2 separate regions of the Homo sapiens genome follow, and region 1 is linked to region 2. Evidence: chromatin contacts called from ENCODE Hi-C or POLR2A ChIA-PET data. All regions are on one chromosome and are shown on one strand. The core of a region is the stretch at or near the end of the contact, and the rest is flanking DNA. Distances in the headings are between cores, read along the strand shown.

Region 1 (2,700 bases), core at 35-2,534, 140 kb after region 2:
AATGACCAGGGGTAGAAGTACAGGGAAAGAAAAGAAGGACAAAAGCAGAATTGAGCAACACATGATTACAGGGGTGCACAGAACTGCCTTTTATTTCTCTACATGTTAAAGTTGACAATTATAATATTTCATATATTAGATCTTATGGTCGGATTGTCAATTTTTGAGCATGTATCATGTGACATATCCTTTGGACATATTAGTTCACTGGTGTTCAGTTACCTTTTAAGTTATGTATTAAGCCTTCTTAATAGGTGAAGAGGTTAAGGCTTAGAAAGGCTAACTACCTTGCCCAAAGTCACACAGACAATAAGTGTTGGAACCAGGATTCAAACCCATGTTCTCTGCCTCCCAATCCACATCTAATAACCACATGTGTACAGTCTCAAGGAGAGTCACAGAGATTTTTCATTAACAAAGACCCAGCAAGCTGTCACACTAAATCAACCAGGGACAACATGGCTTCCCAGAGCACATTTGAGAATGTCTACAGGCATCTTTGGTTATCATAAATGGATAGGTGCTACCAGCATCTAGTGAATAGAGGATGCCCCAAACATCCTACAATTCACAGACAGCCCCCACAACAAAGAACTATCAGGTCCAAAACATTAATAGAACCGTAGTCAAGAAACACTGCACTAAATTATCTCAGCATTATGTAAAACGGGTTCTCTGCTGCCAACTTGTGACCTTCTATATTGAAAAGGGGAACAGCTCATAACTCCTTGATATACAGTTTCAGGCTAACAGTGTCTAGAACTGGCCAATGTTCTTTTTAAGAATGGAGAAAAAAAGAAGGATGGAGAAAGAACAGGCGAGGAAGAAGAAAAAGAAAAAAAAGAGGAAGAGAGAAGGAGAAAACTAACATTAGAAACTGACAATCTGCAGTGTTCAACAGCTGGATCGCATTACATGGAAATCAGTCCCAGTGACAGCACAACAGGCTGCTTTTGTGTCTTCATGAATAACGCAATGTGCTGGGTAAATGCTTTTCCCCATTTAGAAACAGGTAGTTAATGGGAATTGAAGTGATCAAATACTGTGTACCCCAAGGTTACTTACATCATGGGCCTGTGTGGCCCCAAGCTCATAAATAAAGCATTGGAGCGTCTTATTTTAGGCCTGGTCAGATAAGCAAGTGCTTGCATCATGTGAACAGAGCCCACAGCGCAATATGACACCGAGCCTGGCAATTCCAGGACCTCTCAGAATGTGACATTTCAAGCACAGTACACTGAGTTCACACCCTGTGGAAGCTTCGAGGCCCACCATGCCTCAATTTTCCATCATCTTTTTGATTAAGCTGCTGTGAGAGAAGGCTGTCACTGAGCCGGACTTTAAATGATGCCAAGTTCATTCCCTACTATGCAGAAGTTAATTTGAGGCACATTTGCAACTTATAACTCTGATTTACTCATTTGCTGGTACGAGGACCACACACAGCTTGACAACCTGCCAGCTTGCATAGACTATTCTCTCAGAAAAGGTTTGGACCAAGTCAAGACCCAGCTTGGCAGCTCAAAATACAGCTGCTAGACAATGGCAGAATGTGGAGTTGAATACAAGAAAAGAAAAATATCTCCTCTTTGCCTCAAATTTTTACATATAATTTTGTAATCATATCCCTATTCAGATACTTTGACATAAATAGTGCTTAATTAAATTGCTGCTATTTGTTGTTTTATTATTAGTACATGGTTTGTTTGCTGATATGTACCTGAAAGCCATGTGCACACACACACACACACACACACACACACACACACTTATGCTTGGTCCTAGTACTGTTGTTGTTTTGAAAGTAATGAAAATGCTCTCTATGAATAATTTCTCCATTTGACAGAATCAGCAACGATTTTAAATAATGCTTGTTTTTCTGGTACACAAATGGCTAGATGGATAATTCTAATGTAATCATTTTCTGGTGTTTTTGTCTCATAGATTTCCTGTAATCTGTTAAGATCAATCAAATAATATTCATATATTTCCTATAATTCAATAATATCAATCAAATAATATATTATTGGCATGAAATAAATTCTTCCTACTATAAAAAAACAGCTCTCACAATAAATGCATTTCCCTGTAATTCATATTGTGCTGTTTCTCATTCAGATCCTGGGATCCCAAAGAAATGTCTTCAATAAATGTTTGTGCCTGGGGAAACACCTACAATCCCAGCACTTTTGGAGGCTGAGTCAGGCGGAGCACTGGAGCCCAGGAGTTCAAGACCAGCTTGGGCAACATGGTGAAACCCCCTCTCTACAAAAATTAGCCGGGCGTGGTGGTGCCTATCTGTAGCCCCAGCTACTCAGGAGGCTGAGATGGGAGGATCGCTTAAGCCTGGAAGGTTCAAGGCTATAGTGAGCTGTCATGAAACCACTGCACTCCAGCCTGCGTGACACAGCCAGACCCTGTCAAAAATAAATTAATGAATTTAATTAAATAAATAAATATTTGTAAACAAATTTGGGGTAAGATGTAAGGTTTAAATTTTCTGTGAGATTGTAACACTAGTTGGTCATTGACTAAAAGTCACCACCACGTCACCCACGGAACCATCTTCCGGGAGCTGGGTTCTTCTAAACACAAACTCCTTCTCCTGCTCCATGGGGAACCTGCTCTAGAGCCTGCTTTTCTGCCTCTGACATGGTTTCTCAAAGTGTGAGCCACAGAATCCAGCCTGTAAGAAATGAA
Region 2 (2,700 bases), core at 117-2,616:
TGTTATTTGTGATCTGCCAGGCACAGTGCCAGGCAAAGCAAAGGGAGAAGAGGGAAGCAAAGGATGGACCGTCCTTGTTAGAGTGGTAATTCCACAAGGAAGTAGAGCTTCCAGAGGACTGTGGGCAACACAATTCAGAGAGAGAGCTGACATCTCATTGGAAGCAATCAGAAGGAACATCAAACTGGAGGAAGCATGTGAATCAGACAATAAAGACAAAAGCAGGAATGGGGCTGTTTGTATACCTGTGACGAGATGTGGAAGAAGGTCAACAATTAGCTTGGTGCAACGCCTCTCCCCAAAAATATATGCCCAGTAAACCCTGAGGAAAAAGCCTTTTACAGCTAAAGAAAGGAATCTGCAGATGGAGAAATCACACGGTACTTAAAAATGTAGCCTCTTTCAAATACTGCAGTTCACCAGCTGTGTAACTTTGGGCAATTTACTTCCCTTCCCTGAGCCTCAATTTCATCATCTGGAAAATGGGGATCATACTTCACTGGGCTGATGTGCATATTAAATCACAGTGTGAACATGCAACGCCCATGTATGGCACGTGGTTCAAGGTGAGCACTCAATGAATGGGTGTAACTCACTCATGTGGGAGCTATTTACATTGGAACATGTTTCTAATATGCCTCGAGTCACACACAACACCCATTCTTCTGGCAGAAAGGCTTGATTAACACTAGAGCACAGTGAAGGTAAGATAGTGTGGACTTTGCTTATAGAATTGTGTAATTTTCAGACTTCTTCATGGTTTATCCCACGTTACAGAGGAAGAAAACAGCCACCACCAGTTTCCAATGACCCAAGCAAATACACAACCTTGAAAAAGCAAACCTTCTAATGGGACTTTATTTCAATCCTTGACTTGGCAGCTCATCACACTTTAGGATCACTGGTGAAAAGCTAGGGGGAGGTATTTTCCAACCTAAGGTAAGAGATAAAAGGGCCTGAGGACGTTAAAAGTGAGGGAATGGAAATAGCAGGGGCGAAAATCAATGTTTATGAAATAGTCCAGTGTTTCTCAAATCTTCCTGTTCACACAGATCTTCTGGGTATCTTGTTTCAATGCAGACTCTGATTCAGTATGTCTGGAGTCGTGCCCAGAACTCTGCATTCTCATAAGCTCCTCCATGATGCCTATGTTACTCGTCCATGGACCACCCTTATATAATAAGCGAATGGTGTTTGTGTAGAGCCTAAGAAAGGGTTGAGTGGTGGAACCAGGAAATCCCCAAATAAAGGAAGAGAGGCTTGAAAGAAGAGTGATATCCAAACAAGATGGCAAGAAGACTAGATGATTTGAGGAGCAGCCAAGCCGGAGATGTAAATACAGAGACATGGTGTCCAAGGGGAAGGTTTTCGGAGAAGAGGCCCCAGCTCACGAAGTTCCAGTGCATTACTCACTTTGGCTGTGAGTCACTCACAGCCTTTTAGAATTGTTGACGGCAAACATTTTGGAGAGTGCTGCAATAAAGGAATGTGCTCACAGCCATTAACTATGAAGCACTAACTCATTTCAGCAGCCTGACACAAATTATGCTACGCAGTTGAAAAATAGCTATTGATCAGTCCCTTCTTTCTGGTGCCTTCCAATATCCCAGATCAGCACTTCCATTCGTTTCCCCGCCCCCGGATGCCCTCACACACCTAGTTAGATCCTGCCCAAGCCAAAAAAAGATGCCCGCAGACTTTATTTTCTTCCAGATTTTGCCTTTAATAAAGCAAGCCCAGAAAGAGGCAAACCGAAAGATGCCTCCTTTAAGTTTCTCCATGTATCTGTTTCTTATGAATTTCCCAGTCTTTTTTTCTTCTATACTCATTATAGACACAAAGGCAACAATCAACTGATCTATCATTTCCTGGGCTAGAAGATAAGAAATGAAGAGGGCATGAAAAGGACAGAATATGAAATTAGGTTTTAAAGAATTGAACCTGATTCAGGGGCAGGTCGAATGGCAACACTTTGAGCACCTTCAAGTAGCAACTTGAGCCTCAACAGAAAAAGGAAGCCCAGGGTCTTTCAAGAATCGTCCCTAGTTTCCTTCTTAATCTCAAGAGAAACTAAAGAGGCATGTAGATCTTCTATGGCAGACTGATTACAAAGAAGTCCCCGATTCTCTGTCCCTCCCTGTATCTATTTCCTTTGCCATGTGACTCTGCAATGACTCCCACCATATGAGGTAGTTTAGTTGGTTTCCCCACCCTTTGAATCTCAGCTGCCTTGTCCCTTGCTTTAGCCAATAGACTGTGGCAAAAGTGCCTTGTCCCTTGCTTCGGTCAATAGTCTTAAAGCAAAGCCAAGGGCATCCTTGCTCACATGACCTGCCAGCCCCCAGCTGACCCACCAGCTGGCTCAGATGCAAGAGTGAGCCCAGCTGAGATCAGCAGAGCCTGGCCTAGCAGCAGAACTGCACAGAAAACCCTTAGATCATGAGCAATAATAAATGGTGGTTGCTTCAAGCCATTAAGTTTTAGAGTGCTTTGTGATATAGCATTATTTGGCAAAAAATAACTGATATAGCTTCCTCTGGAAAAGCCATGATAAAAAGGCCAGGTATACAAATACTTCCAACAGGGCATTGGTTTTCCTCTGTTCAAAATTATTAATGAACACAAATACATTGTAATAGCATAATTGCATCATTTATAAACACAAAAACACATTAGGAAATTGGATAATAAAAGCACATT

The links. Hi-C counts contacts between places; a loop is a spot of excess contacts on that map. ChIA-PET counts read pairs that join two places held with the same protein, here RNA polymerase II (POLR2A). Pooled maps may share reads with other maps.
Region 1: a loop to region 2 is called in a pooled map, with 2.1 times the contacts of the local background. The contact joins two enhancer-like sites. A Hi-C loop is called at or near these places in 1 of 168 maps with a recorded cell type or tissue (heart right ventricle) and 3 of 50 pooled maps. POLR2A ChIA-PET finds 5 or more read pairs at or near these places in 1 of 52 experiments (OCI-LY7).

What each region holds. Positions count from the first base shown.
Region 1 is chr4:24,244,192-24,246,891 of GRCh38, forward strand. It overlaps a transcript of PPARGC1A not described here. Among named protein-coding and RNA genes, the nearest start is that of MIR573, 270 kb to the right of the region's middle. Within about 2 kb of position 1,285, at least 5 of the 41 ENCODE cell types and tissues checked have a DNase peak (open chromatin) inside an H3K27ac peak, as active enhancers do.
Region 2 is chr4:24,104,470-24,107,169 of GRCh38, forward strand. It overlaps a transcript of PPARGC1A not described here. Among named protein-coding and RNA genes, the nearest start is that of PPARGC1A, 220 kb to the left of the region's middle. Within about 2 kb of position 1,367, at least 3 of the 41 ENCODE cell types and tissues checked have a DNase peak (open chromatin) inside an H3K27ac peak, as active enhancers do.